Regions from separate parts of the Homo sapiens genome. Here all the other regions are linked to region 2. The links are chromatin loops, found by intact Hi-C in ENCODE. Cell type or tissue: heart left ventricle. All regions are shown on one strand.

Region 1 (5,000 bases), 440 kb before region 2:
CCTTTAATCCTGTCAAATGTGTCATTAAGGGAATATCTTACACCGATTGCATAATCAGAAGTTATATGAAGTAAAGGTGCAGCGTCTACAATACAGTACATGACGTAAGCTCTGACCAGCAGGGTTAGTTATGCTCAGGAAGTCAACTATCCACCATCTTGTCGGATCCATGCAGTCTTAGCAGACTTTCTTCACACCATGGATGATTGAATCCACTACTCTTTGCATGTTTAAAGACAGAGAAGGCAGATTCTCTGCAGAGAGACGTGAAGAGAAGGTATGCCATGCCTATAGTTGAACGCTGCAGTGGTAGGTGGTGTGAAACTAACTTTTTTACCTTTTTGAAGTATTAGGAAAGAAAAAGTATGTAGGTGAAAGTGGAATGTAATTTCCAAACACTAATCAGATGAGAAGCATTAATTTAGTGTTACTTTTCTTTTGGTCTGCTTTTGAAACAATGGCAGACTTTTGAAGGCTCTCTCCTTTCTTTCCTGTTTGAATTTATTTTCTGATTACACTTTAATACAATAAAATAGATTCATCAGAAACTTTCATGGCATTTCCCTGCCATGGCTCTTTTTTCACCCTGATTCTTCTCTCCAGTGTGTTCCTTTGTTCCTTTGTTTAGCCTCATAACACTCTTTCAGCCTCATAACACTCTTTCAGACTGTCTTCAATCTTAAAGGAAAAGGAAAAACTGAAAAAAAAATTAAACATTAAAAAAATCACTTTTATAAGAAGCAATTCCCCTTTTGGCTACACTGAACCTCACTAGCATTAGTTTATGTGGGTATTGTCCAGCCAGCAGAGCTTCCCTTTGGAGGTACAGTCATTCAATTTCTTTGATACACACAATGGTTAAATATGTTTCATTTTCATTTTCTAATCAGAAAAGAAGAGTGCTAAAATAAAATTTGGCTTCGAGGAAATCTGTGTGTTCAACTGAGTGTGTTGGAATTTCCAAAAGATTATGCTCCTTTCAGGTCCAATAAGTTAGAAGGAAATTTTGATTGCGGTGCCTGGTACTTGTAGAGAATGTGATTAAAAATTGATTAAAGGCCTATCCAAAGATATAGTTGAGATACTAGCTATAATTTTAGAAGATAATAAAAGTCATGACCTGTATATTTCTAAATTTCTTTTACAGTTAAAGAATATTTGCTTGACCCGATGAAATAAAATGAAACAATAAAAACCTAGTTTATATAAGAACCCCAAATACAGTCCTAGTCATCAAATCCTAATAATTGTGTGTCCAGGGGAGAAGAGGTCCCAGTAATCCTACTTTAGCCTTTACATGTTTGTGATATTTATTTTAAACACTTTAGGAAGTCAGTATGACATATATTCCTCTTTCCTTTTCGTTAAATTGAAGACACATTGAGTACCATAACTACACTGTAGAAATAGAATACTGATTCTATTAGAGAAAGGTGACATTTACTTTATCTTGATTTAGAGGATAACTTATGTAAATTACCAAAAAAAGGCAGGAGATGTCAAGTCTTTCGCATAAAATTCAAGTGAGATCAACACATTCATTGACACATCACTGAGGGATAAATTTTTTATTGCATCCTATATATTTGTTCTAAGAATTCTGATTATATTTTTATTGTTAAAAGCTACTACAGATAGTTTGGTCACATCTTAGAAGTAATGAACGGTCACCATGACCTCATTCTTGGGAGTGTTGTCATTTGAGACCTTGTGTTTGAAAAGTGTCCGGAACTGGCAGTACTGTTGATGTGCTACTCACCTTTTACATCTGCATACATTTATCAGAAGTGGATTTGAGGTTTGCATAAATATTATGCATTTTAAAAACTATACTACCACGTTCTTTTTGGTTTCTTTTATTGTTAGAGTCCTTACTGTGTAGAAATAGTTTTTAATATTCCATTATGTTTAATTATTTTGATAAAATAGCAAGTTTACACTACAGTTTATTTTAAATAAAAATAAGTGCAAAATAAAAGTTTAAAGTAGACTTTGCCACAGTTTTTGCAAACCTGGCTTTTTGCTTTTTGTTTTCATTTTTTTTTAATTGTGGGAAAATGTTTCTGGAGAACCTCAAATGAAATAAAGTTAGACACAGAGTCACATTTTAGAGGCATATAGAGAAAATGTGGCTTTTTGTTTGCATTATTCTTTTTTACTCTGTACGGTGAAAAATTGGTTTTATTTCTTATCATATATCAATAATTTTTTTTTTTAAATTTGAGACAGTCTTGCTCTGTGGTCCTGGCTGGAGTGCAGTGGTGCCATCTCGGCTCACTGCAACCTCCACTTCCCAGGTTCAAGTGATGATTGTGCCTCAGTCTTCTCCTGAGTAGCTGGGATTACAAATGTGAACTGCCACATATGGCTAATTTTTTAAAAATTATTATTATACTCTAAGTTCTGAGCTACATGTGCAGAAGGTGCAGGTTTGTTACATAGGTATACATGTGCCATGGTGGTTTGCTTCAGTCATTAACCCGTCATCTACATTAGGTAGTTCTCCTAATGCTATCCCTCCCCTAGCCCCCCACACCCCGAGAGGCCGTGGTGTGTGATGTTCCCCTCCCTGTGTCCATGTGTTCTCATTGTTCAGCTCCCACTTATGAGTGAGAACATATGTTGTTTGGTTTTCTGTTCTTGTGTTAGTTTGGTGAAAATGATGGTTTCCAGCTTCATCCATGTCCCTGCAAAGGACATGAACTCATCCTTTTCTATGGCTGCATAGTATTTCACAGTGTATATGAGCCACATTTTCTTTATCCAGTCTATCATTGATGGGCATTTGGGTTTGTTCCAAGTCTTTGCTATTGTGAACAGTGCCGCAATAAACATATGTGTGCATGTGTCTTATAGTAGATGGATTTATAATCCTTTGGGTATATAGCCAGTAATGGGATTGCTGGGTCAAATGGTATTTCTGGTTCTAGATCCTTGATCTAGATCACCATACTGTCTCTTCCACAATGGTTGAACTAATTTACACTCCCACCAACAGTGTAAAAGCATTCCTGTTTCTCCATATCCTCTCCAGCATCTGTTGTTTCCTGACTTTTTAATGATCGCCTTTCTAACTGGTGTGAGATGGTATCTCATTGTGGTTTTGATTTCCATTTCTCTAATGATGAGTGATGATGAGCTTTTATTCATATGTTTTTTGGCCACATAAATGTCTTCTTTTGAGAAGTGTCTGTTCATATCCTTCACCCACTTTCTGATGATGTTGTTTTTTTCTTGTAAATTTTTTTAAGTTCTTTGTAGATTCCGGAGATTATCCCTTTGTCAGATGGATAGATTGCAAAACTTTTCTCCCATTCTGTAGTTTGCCTGTTCACTCTGATGATAGTTTCTTTTGCTGTGCAGAAGCTCTTTAGTTTAATTAGATCCCATTTGTCAATTTTGGCTTTTTAAGAAACAAATTATATTCTGCTTTACGTTACTATTTTTTAAACATATTGTATCCCCTTCCTAGTTTCTACACTCTTTTGGAGTTTATATACCTTCCCTAAGATATAACCAAATCCTGGGCACATAGGTGCATTGATATTAAATAAATGCACAACTCAAGTTTCTACTTTACATCCATATCACAAAGCTTGGCATCAAATAGTTTACAGTCTATTTGAGGAGAAAATTTGTAGGCTAACCGTAATGCAAAGTAGGATGAAATAAACACTTTAATGGTGATATGAGTAAAATAGTGGTGAAACCCAAAGTAAGAGTGATTAGCATAAATTTGGGAGTGGAGGAAGGAAGGGGATTAGTATAACCCTCACAGAACAAGTGACATTGAGCCTGAGTCTTTCAGAATCAGGAGCACTTCTGTAGGCTAAGGAGGTAGAGGAAACATGGGTTTCTAGCTTAGGAGCTGTAAAAAGCACTACCCATATGGAGAATAGAAATCGGCCCCATAAACCTGGAGCTTATCTTCTCAGAGGGAAACAGTAGCACCACATCACCTCTGTTAAATGCACTCTCAGGAGTTCAGACTTTGTTCTGCTCAGAGAAAAGAGCCAACAAAGATTTCTGAAGGAGAAATAACATACTATGGGCTCTGAGACTAAGGAGAATGACTTTGGTATCAGTAGGTGGGGTTAATTGAAGCAGGGTTCTCCAGGCAAGGTATGGTGAGCCTCTGAGTTAGAATGATAGTGAGAAAAGAAAGGGAGGGGACAGATACGGGTGACATTGTGAGGTATAGTTAATAGTGCATGGAAACAGCCCTGTCATTGTCCTTATCATACCAGAGGGTTTCCTTGTACTTGCAGCACACAGCTGGAATCCCTGGTATGACACACAAGTCATTTTCCACCTGCATTGATTCCTTTCTCTTTTCCCTTTTTCTTCCCACTCTCCTCGTGCAAGCATGGCATGCTGGGCTCCACCTATGTAAACCTTCTCTCCGTGCTTTATGCTCTCACATGTCTCCTTGGTTTTGAATATTTTATTCGTTATGCTGGATGTATTCTTCCTTTCTCTCCAGTTTCTGAACATCTACTTAGTTTTTAAAAGCCCAGCTCAGCTGAGCATGGTGGCTTACACCTATAGTCCCAGCTACGGGGTTGGGGAGGGTTGCGTTGGGAGGATTGCTTGCACCCAAAAGATCAAGGCTACAGTGAGCCATGATTGTGCCACTGCACTCCAGCCTGGGTGACAGAGTGGGACCCTGTCTAAAAAACCAAAAACACCCAACCCAAATGTTACCTTTTTTTGGAAGCTTTCCTAACCAGATCTCTACTGCCCCCAACACTCCCACATCCATTGCTCCCTGGACTTAGTCACTCTCTCCCTTGCCTCCCAGAGCAGTGTATTTATCCTTTTAAAATAAAACTAAACACACAACACTATACACCCATTAGGCTAAAATTAAAAATTGTGACAACACCAAATGCTGGTGAGAATGCTGCAAAATTTGATCACCCACACATTGCTGGTAGGAATGAAAAATGGTACAGGCATCCTGGAAATAGTTTGAAAGTTTCTTTTTTTTTTTTTTTTTT
Region 2 (5,000 bases):
GCTAAACCTGGGAGACTAACTGTGCAGCTCAGCAAATTCTCTCCCTGATCCACACTGTAAATATGCAATCAAATCTCTTGACACTGTAAGCTAATGGAGATCAGCTAGTAGAAGGTCTTTGGAGGGCAATCAGGTGGTATTAAAAATATGCTAATGGCAGCTTGTGATCTAGCAGCAGGACCCCAGGATTTGGGGTTGGCATGGTAACTGCCAGCAGATAGTTCACACAGAACAGGAACAACGGAAAGAATTAGAATGAACTGCTTAAATGCAACTGTTAATGAAAAATGTGGAGCACAATCAGAAAGAATGTTTGGTGCCCTCAGTGGCAAAAACAAACAAACCAACAAAAACACATACATACAAAACACAAGACCAAAAAGTGAAGTGAATGCTTTCCATTTTGCTATGGCAATCAAAGGTCATAGGAGCCAGCCATTGGGAAGAATTTAGAATTTAACCTGATGGTTTTATAGAGGACCTGTGACTTTGTTGAAATACAAGTGTTTCATATGTGAATGACAGAAGTGTCATATGTGTATGTGTCTCCTCACCAAGGCTGAAAGAAAAGGTCTGACAGGGAACAGCTTTTAACAATCTACTCTATCAAAGGCAGTACAGATGGTTGTTTTTGCTTTTAGCTTAACTGAATGTCAAATGAAAAAAAAAAAAGGCTTCTTCTCATACATATATCCAACACATAGAAAGAGGTTGAATTGGGGCTTGCACTCAAGTGCACATACATTACTGGGCAAACGTAATGCATGCTTAAGGGTGCGTGCACCCGTGTGCATTCCTGTATTTTAGGTGTGCCCTCTACTTTTTCCCTTCTCTGCCTGAAGCTGGAAATTTCATAGCAACTCAGCCTCTGCCAGTATGGGCTTGAGACCACAAAGAACGAGATTCTTTCCTGTTTTCCCATTGCAAAGCCTAAATGCCATTGTAAATGATTTTTCCTGGCGGGATGTATTAATACAAAAAGACAGGCTAAGTTCACTGTACCCATTAGCCTTGCTAACCCTTGTGGCTGAGGGCAATGATACAGAGTCAAATAATGTGAAGGGAGCTGCTGGAAACAGGCAGCAGTTGGATGACTCCAGGAAAACAAAGGTAATATGTCTGCATCCAGCACAGAGGCTCTCACGTGCCAGAGATGGAAATGAAGCTGTGAAAACAGAAAGTAGGCATGCACATCTCTGGAGGCTAAGGAAAAAAGGAGACAGAGAGGCAGACAGACCATGAATTAAGTGAGCTTGGGAATGCAGAGAAGACAATGGGAAAACTAGTGAAAGCTCAAAGAACAATTTGTATGCAGAGGAGTAGGAGCACGGCAAAGAAGAAATTCAACTCCTTAAGGATCTGTGTTTCGATCCACACTGTCCTTAGCCTAGCCTGAAACCCCTGCTTGGGAAAAAGTTTTGTCGTTTGAAAAATGCCCTTTTAAAATGACTTAGGCATAATTTCCTTCTCTTAGTCACTTCCTTCCTTCGCTTTGATACAACAGTCGCTTAAAGAAAAACCAGGGGAGAAAAGGTGGTGGAAATGCGTACAATTGGAAACAATTGCTATTGTCCTAGACATGTTCAATCTAGCAGAGACTGACAGGTGCTCTGCTGCTCAGAGGATGCAGTTAGATATGCTGTCATAAAATTAACACCTGGGGAACTAAGGTTTTGTGGGAGCAGCATGAAACATATATAATTTGGGACTCTAAGAAAAACAATACAGAATTACAATATGAAATTGTGAGAACATTCTTAGAGAGTTGGAAAGAGCCTAGGGAAGTAAGGGCCTTATCAGTTAATATCCATTATTTATCACATGTTACCATGACAACACCTGCAGGGAGCGGGGAGCACCTTTCCAATAAGGGGCCTTTAGTCAAAGAAAAATACAGGTCCATTTGTTTTTTCAAGACACAGCCTGCTCTTAAAACACCCACAATGTTGTCTGCTCATTAGACTAAATTCTGCATCCTGTACTGCTAATAGCACTTCCTGAGGAAATGGGTGGGAATTCCAAGATAGTATCACTAAGAAACTAAGTGACTTTAATTTCTAAGGGACTTTAGTTTCTAGGCATATTTCTAAGGGATGCCTAAATGACTGTATTATTTCACCTAAAATAATATACAATCTCTTGGTCTTGCAGCAGATCTGATGTTGATGTGTATGGTGTGAAATGAAAGAAGACAAAAGGTTCACCTTGAATCTTTCTAGAGGCCAAAGACAGCAGCTCATTGCTTACTTGTTAAGTACGAACTTAATGAGTACTGTTACAAATAGTGGGAGGCTCCCACAGAATATGACTTAGGAGAAAATAGAGCACTGCTGCTATAAGAGGAGTCTTTTGTTTGTGAAATCACAAGAACACCTGTGATTCAGCTCCCCAGGAACTTCAGTGGGCCAGTGTCCATTACTTTCATCATCAGGGATGTTTTCGTGTTGGGGCCTCTCTCTGAAGGTCCTGGTTTACCCCGAGGGAGCTTAGTGAGTCAGGCGCACAGGATGTGAATGGATGAGCCAGGACTTTCTTCTACCAGGGCGCCCTCTTGTGGGGATCTTATTAATTATCTTGCAAGGAAAGGGACCTTATACCCGGTTGCCTTCACAAGGCACAATTGTGAAGATTCACTTGTCCTATAAAGCCTCAGTCATCAGGCTTCAAATAGATATGCTCTCTCCTCTCTTCTCACTGTGGTTGAACTGGTCTACTTCTCTGTTTTCTTGTGACCAAGGTATGGGCAGCAACATGCCGCATGAAGAGTGCCCTCCTTCTGGTAAGAAGGCACATCACCAGTGACTTGCCCTTGTCCTTCTGTAGCTGTGTGCTTCTAAGCACAGGTAACCTAAAGTTCTCTGTCAGGCAAAATGAGTGTCCTGAGCATACTGCTTGCACCCTACTTGGGCATTCTTCCAAATCTTCCTAAATGTGCAAGACCCAGGCTACCATGCAGTAGTAGCACGATCATAGGTCACTGTAACCTTCAACTCCTGGGCTCAAGCAGTCCTCCTGCCCTAGCCTCCTGAGTAGCCAGAACTGCAGGCACACACCACCATATCCAGCTAATTTTTTTGTAGAGACAAAGTCTTACTATGTAGCACAGGCTGGTCTCAAACTCTGGGCCTCAAGGAATCCTCCTGCCTCAGCCTCCCAAGGCGCTGAGATTACAAGTGTGAGCCACCATACCTGGCTTATGCTTCTTAATTTTCTCCAAATCTTAATCACCCTTTAAGTCTCAACCTGAAAGTCTGGGTACGGTTGCTCTCATCCTCCAAGCAAGAAGTTGATAGATCTCTTTGATGTTTTTTCAGTCTTCTTTTTTGTTTTTTTTGAGATGAAGTCTTGCTCTTGTCCCCTAGGCTGGAGTGCGATGGTGCTATCTCGGCTTACTGCAACCTCTGCCTCCCGGGTTCAAGCGATTCTTCTGCCTCAGCCCCCGAGTAGCTGGGATTATAGGCGCCTGCCACCATGCCTGGCTAGGTTTTGTATTTTTAGTAGAGACGGGGTTTTATCATGTTGGCCAGGCTGGTCTTGAACTCCTGACCTCAGGTGATCCACCCACCTCGGCCTCCCAAAGTACTGGGATTACAGGCGTGAGCCACCGCTCCCGGCCTCTCAGTCTTCTTTTTACTTATCAAAACCTCCCAACAGACCAGGCTTACCAAGGAGAGAAATTGTGTTTGTTTCTGACTATGTTGCTCCGGGTTATGATCCGAGTGCCGGCCTGTTATCTGTCACATAACAGGTGCTAAATAGGCATTGGATGACAAATGACCAGACTCCATTCACTCACATTGCACACGCTCTTCTTAACTGCTAATGCATACACATTTGGTGCAATTCCTTGGCAGTGCTGCACGGCTAACAACTTATTTACAGAGTAAACAACTACCCACACCTCCTGTGTGTCAAACACAGAACTCCCTGGAGTGGAAAAGCAATCGACAAAGAAGATAAAGAGAAGTAGGGTCATAACCAGGAAAAAATGGTGTCTACAATGCCAAAGGAGGAGAGAAATGATCAGATAAAGGTGGCAGATTGCCACCTGCTGAGAGGGCAAAATTCTTAAGGGATTTGCCACTTATGTGGCCATTGTTAGAAACACTATCATGAGCAATTTCAGTTAAGTGCTGAAAATGACTGGCTCTGTGGTCAGAGACATAAACAGTACTATTTTTAATCACTCTTCAAGGTTTCCATGAAGAGTAAGGAAGGAGTATTAGAGGCTGGCACTTTGTGTCCACTACAAGAATGGTCTCTAAGCAGGTGTTAGATTTTATTAAATTGCAATCTTCATGTGGCTCCAGTGACAGGCTCTGATTTGGATGGCCTTCCAGTTGTGACCAATGGAGCTTCACATCCCCCCAAATCACTGGGCCTCCTTTAAACACGTCTCATTTAGCCTCTTTGGCTTCTTATCAGGCTCAAGAAACAATCTAAGATTGCAAGCGAGTGCACTCTGGAGAAGGATAATTGCTGTGAATGACTAAAGAAGGCCTCTCAGCATTAGTGTTATCATGAGCTTGAAAACCTGCAAATCATATGATAATTATTCCTGAAGTTCCTTGGCAGCCCTTAAGTATAATTATCATGTAATCTGCAAGGCTCAGAATGTTTTCAAAACAAGCGTGCATGGAAAAGAAATGGAATGAGCCCCTCCTTTTTTATTAGCATATCCCTGCTCCCAGGTCAAGTGACCAAGGTACGGGCAGCAACATGCCGCATGAAGAGTGTCCTCCTTCTGGTAGGGAAGCACATCACCAGTGACTTGCCCTTGTCCTCCGATCATGACAGCCTTGTTTGCCTGCTGGCATTGAACAGTGATCTGTTCCATGGTGATCTGTGCCTTTGTGCTTTGTTTCCTTTCTGACACTGCAGGTGGGTACTGTATTTCCTAGGTGAGCCATTCAAGTGAGTCCTAAGGATTTTAAGATTAACCCACAGAAAATTAATTTTGTCAGGTGTGGTGCATGGGAGGCTTTTTGGTTAGCTTAGAT
Region 3 (5,000 bases), 430 kb before region 2:
TGCTGCTATAAAGACACATGCGCACGTGTGTTTATTGCGGCACTATTCACAATAGCAAAGACTTGGAACCAACCCAAATGTCCAACAATGATAGACTGGATTAAGAAAATGTGGCACATATACACCATGGAATACTATGCAGCCATAAAAAATGATGAGTTCATGTCCTTTGTAGGGACATGGATGAAATTGGAAATCATCATTCTCAGTAAACTATCGCAAGAACAAAAAACCAAACATCGCACATTCTCACTCATAGGTGGGAACTGAACAATGAGAACACATGGACACAGGAAGGGAAACATGACACTCTGGGGACTGTTGTGGGGTGGGGGGAGTGGGGAGGGATAGCTTTAGGAGATATACTTAATGCTAAATGACGAGTTAATGGGTGCAGCACACCAGCATGGCACATGTATACATATGTAACTAACCTGCACATTGTGCACATGTACCCTAAAACTTAAAGTATAATAATAATAAAATAAAAAAATAAAAAATAAAATAAAAAAAAGAAATGGACATAAGAATATATGACATGAAATCATAATATTAGTCAGTGGTCAAATATAAATCCAGTTATTTACATCATAGTTATATATCACTTTTAATGTCACTTTGTAGGGAACTGTTGACTGTAAAACTAGGGTGCAGATTCTAGTATCACAAATGTATAAGGAAACTTGAGTTATTATCTCGCTCTATGCCCTGATTGTGATGATCTGGAGTAGCAATCGATTTTCTTCTTGACAATGTCTAGGCATTTATTCATATTACATACTCTCCTTCAGCCAATTCTTGAGTTTTATCAACTGATTTTTTATGGAATTATGTTCTATGTCCAAATGAAATGCCTTTCATTAGCAGGGACTATGTTGTACTCTCTTCGTGCTTCTACAATCTTCTGTTGTTTTACGTAACAAGGCAGATACCCCTATTATGTGTGTTTATTGATTGGATCAATGGCTAAACACATGCTTTAATTTTATCCCATTGTCTCACATCTGAGCCTTTAAGGAAAACAGCATCAAGCCTCTCTCAGTCATGAAGATGATAATCAAGTCAGCCCTTAGTCTTCTCTAAGTTAAGGAACTCTAATATAACCTTTTCCTATGTAACCTAATTTTCTTTGTTAATCATTCTTACTATTTTACTTTGAATCTGCTCTAGTTTCCACACATCTTTTAAAAATTTGTCACCAATTGGACACTCTGTTCCAATGAGATCTCATTAATTGTAAATATATCAGATTGATTACTTCCTGTTGCCTGCAGATTATTCATGTGTTACCTGTTTTCCTTAGGCCTCAACTTTGTGACTGCGCTACATTGTAGGCTCTTGATAAATATTTGTTGAATGACTAAATTTGTTTACAATTTGGTGATATTAATCTTTCTTTTTGGGAAAAGTGTACCAAGATGTGTTCCTATCTGGCCCAATATCACTTATGTTAGTAAAAACAGCTGTTTCTGTTTTTACTCAAAGAACAGAGCAAACATCCAATTGACAGCCATAGGCTGTCAGAATTGCACTTACCCTCTGACCAGGAAGGTACAGAAGTGCCAGACTTACCTGCCTGATGCTGTCCTCGTGATGCCGTCCTAGAAAGAGCCTCATGTGGTTGGATTTCTGGCAGGCCTATCATAGCAATCCTATAGATATAATCAGGCACACCCTGACACCTTTGTGACATATTATAGCATCATATTATGTTTTTGGCAAGGGTTTTTTTTTTTTAGTTTTTTTGTTTACTGAAAAGTAGGAATTGTGTTTTAGTCACCTTGTGTCTTGCACATAGTAGGCACTCAAGTACTTGTTGAACTAGAGGCTGAATAAATGGAATTTTCATCTTATGATAGTTCAATGAAGATGGCCTGTTTAATTTTAATAATAGCAAGCAATAAATATTTTCCCATTGATAAGCTGAGATTTTTATGCTATTAGTAGAGCAAATTTGTCAAATGTTATTGTTTCAGCATTCCTGGGTTCTATTTAACTCAGAGTCTGTCTTTATACAAAGCAGACGTTCAGTATTTTCCCAGTGTTTTCTAAACTGGGAGTTGACCCATAGGGAGATCATGGGCTATTCTCAGGAAGCCACAGAGACGCAGCCCCTGTGCTCTGGATAGCTGCTTGGGGAAAAGGCAGTGAACTATGGGTGACCTGGCATTCACCACCTACTCCCTCCCCTTGGGCACTTCCTCCTTTCAGATTTGATGTGATAGTGAGGGGGAGACCAGAAATACCTCAGAATTTGTAAGATGAAATGTGAACTTATTTTGTGTGGACAGTAGATGTGAGTCATGGAAAACCCAAGGGACTTCACAGGATAAAAAACTTTAAGAAGTCCTGAGGTAACCTCAGGCTGATGCTAATTGAATTCCCTTGACAAGGAATCTTAAATGAAGTAGAGCAGTTACTGTTTTGAAATGAGCGCAAGGAAAACAATTTTCCCAGGGCGTTTCATTGGAGATGAAAAGGTCACTCAGATTTTGCAGTTACCAGTCATGTGCAAATCAGAGCTTGGATTAAGTGAGGATTCAATCCAAGGGATTTGGAATTGGAAGTCTTGGATTTGTCCTGCTAATTTTATTATTCTTATTAGTTGAAAATAGTGTGATTTCCTTTTACCATCAAAGCTTGAAATGTGTCAAGTAAAATATCAAAATGTCTGTTATCTTTAGAAGGGGTTCAGGATAAATTGACAGTCTTAACAGTTGGCATTAGGTTTGATTTATGTTTGTTGTATCTCAAGGTGCAGATATTTACTTTTCTTTGTATTTTAAGCATCTCACAGAACAACCTCCGATTCATGATTTCATCATCCCCATAGATAGTAGTTTCTTGGGACATTTCCAGTTTAAGCCAATTTCCTGGGGAAATTCTTAGTAGCCACCTGTTCTAAAAAATGTCCTAGAAAGAATGCAGTTTACTTCTTTTCTGAACTCTAGACTGGTAAGTCTTTTAGATACCTCAACCTTGAAATAACAGACACTTTACTTTCAATATGCCCAATATTGAACTAATTGTATCCTTAGCACTCCTTTCTTTCCTACATTCCTACCCTCCCTCAACACCTCCGTCTCCTGTGATCTTTACATGTAGGCTTTTTTTCCAATGAAGTTCATGGACCTTTACCCTGCTTGAAGGGGTTACCCATAAACTTTCTAGGTGCTCCCCCTCATTCATGGAAGATTCTGGGTGGATTCTGGCTCCCAGTCTCTTTCCCCCAAGTCCACCATTTATATGAATTGCTTCAGTATCTATGTAGATGACTGTGACAAACTTCATTGATCGCCTACCCAGAAGCCACCCAGTTGTTCCTTTTTCTTCCCATACAATAAACCCTGCTTTTTTTCATGTAGAAACATGTTCAGCCCCAGGAAATGAATGATGATTAGTTCAACTGGTGGTTCTCATTCCTGGTTACCTATTAGAATCTTCTTAAGAGTTAAAGAAAAGAAAAATACCACTACTAGGAACCACCTGAAAGAGTCTGCCATGATTGGAGTGAGATAGGGCACAGATGTTAATGTTTTCTAATTTGTTAGTTACTTTGCTGATAATTCTAATATGCAACCAGGCATGACAACCCTGGCTCCAAACCCACCATGGCAAACCTCAGTACACTTTGTGATTGGTCCAAGGCTATGCATGCAAAACAATTTGAGAATTTCTACCAAGGCTTTCTGGGAAAACTTTTTTTTCATGATAAAGAATTTCATAAGAAAATATCTGTTTTGCCCTTTCCATTTCTTCTGTCTTGGTTGCTGTCCTAAGAGGATGCTTGTGGCTATTGTAGCTATCTGGAAACTCTGAAGTGGTAAATCAATCTGATAAAGATGGCAGAATGGGAGAGGGTAAAAATCCAGGGTCTCTGAGGTCATTGTTCAATCTGTGAACCAACTGGGCCTGCCTACCTCTAGACTTTAGGTGAGATAAGCAGTAGTCTTACATTAAGGCCACTGTTTGTCAAATCTTATGTGTTTTGCTAAAAGTACATTGAAGATAGATTGCCCCATCCAACCTCCTACATCAAGGGTAAACAAACTCTTTCTGTACGGGCCAGATGGTAAGTATTTGGGGCTTTGTGGGCCATATAGTTTCTGTTAGATCTACTCAGTGCTGCCATTGTAGTGCAAAAGCAGCCACAGACAATATGTAAACAATTGAATGTGGCTGTTTTCCAATAAAGTGTTATTTACACAACCAGATTTTACCGGTGGGTTATAGTTTGGTGAATCATGTCCTAGATCATCATTAAGAAGTGGCATGGTGGCCGGGCGCGGTGGCTCACGCCTGTAATCCCAGCACTTGGGGAGGCCGAGGCGGGTGGATCATGAGGTCAGGAGATCGAGACCATCCTGGCTAACAAGGTGAAACCCCATCTCTACTAAAAATACAAAAAAATTAGCCGGGCGCGGTGGCGGGCGCCTGTAGTCCCAGCTACTCGGGAGGCTGAGGCAGGAGAATGGCGTGAACCCGGGAAGCGGAGCTTGCAGTGAGCCGAGATTGCGCCACTGCAGTCTGCAGTCCGGCCTGGGTGACAGAGCGAGACTCCGTCTCAAAAAAAAAAAAAAAAAAAAAAAAAAGAAGTGGCATGGTATCAGCTTTTGCAGGGTTAACTACATCTTTTATTTTTAAATATTTTCCTTTTTTGAGACAGAGTCTTGCTCTGTTGCCCAGGGTGGAGTGCAGTGGCAAGGTCTTGGCTCACTGAAACCTCTGCCTCCCAGGCTCAAGTAATTCTTGTGCCTCAGCCTCCCAAGTAGCTGGGACTACAGGCACGTGCCACCACACCTAGCTAATTTTTTTATTTTTTGTAGAGACAGGGTTTGGCCATATTGACCAGGCTGCCCTCAAACTCTTGATCTCAAGCAATTTGGCTGCCTTGGCCTCCCAAAGTGCTGGGACTGCAGGCGTGATCCACCGTGCCTGGCCCTACATCTTTTACATTTTGAAAGTAAGAGATTAACTTTCTCTTGTGGGGCAATGCAGGA

Evidence for each region. Hi-C counts contacts between places; a loop is a spot of excess contacts. Peaks named below come from ENCODE experiments on the same cell type or tissue, not always from the same donor. Only the 100,000 strongest peaks of a DNase experiment are listed, where the experiment ranks them.
Region 1: a loop joins it to region 2, with 2.3 times the contacts of the local background. A loop is called at or near these places in 8 of 110 quality-filtered maps.
Region 3: it touches region 2 in a loop (4-fold over the local background); 4 of 110 quality-filtered maps call a loop at or near these places.

Annotation. Positions count from the first base shown.
Region 1 is chr5:111,992,601-111,997,600 of GRCh38, reverse strand. The region is part of intron 3 of NREP-AS1 (NREP antisense RNA 1); the gene reads right to left. Among named protein-coding and RNA genes, the nearest start is that of NREP-AS1, 83 kb to the right of the region's middle. RefSeq lists an enhancer at 1-99. In heart left ventricle, no CTCF peak of the experiment used is centred here; no DNase peak of the experiment used is centred here.
Region 2 is chr5:111,548,272-111,553,271 of GRCh38, reverse strand. The region is part of intron 1 of STARD4-AS1 (STARD4 antisense RNA 1); the gene reads right to left. Among named protein-coding and RNA genes, the nearest start is that of STARD4, 38 kb to the right of the region's middle. RefSeq lists an enhancer at 2,760-2,839. In heart left ventricle, a CTCF peak has its summit at 2,561 (motif pointing left); a DNase peak (open chromatin) is centred at 2,501; H3K4me3 peaks cover 238 bases; H3K27ac peaks cover 2,756 bases.
Region 3 is chr5:111,981,489-111,986,488 of GRCh38, reverse strand. All of the region lies in intron 3 of NREP-AS1 (NREP antisense RNA 1), which reads right to left. Among named protein-coding and RNA genes, the nearest start is that of NREP-AS1, 71 kb to the right of the region's middle. In heart left ventricle, no CTCF peak of the experiment used is centred here; a DNase peak (open chromatin) is centred at 2,128; H3K27ac peaks cover 387 bases.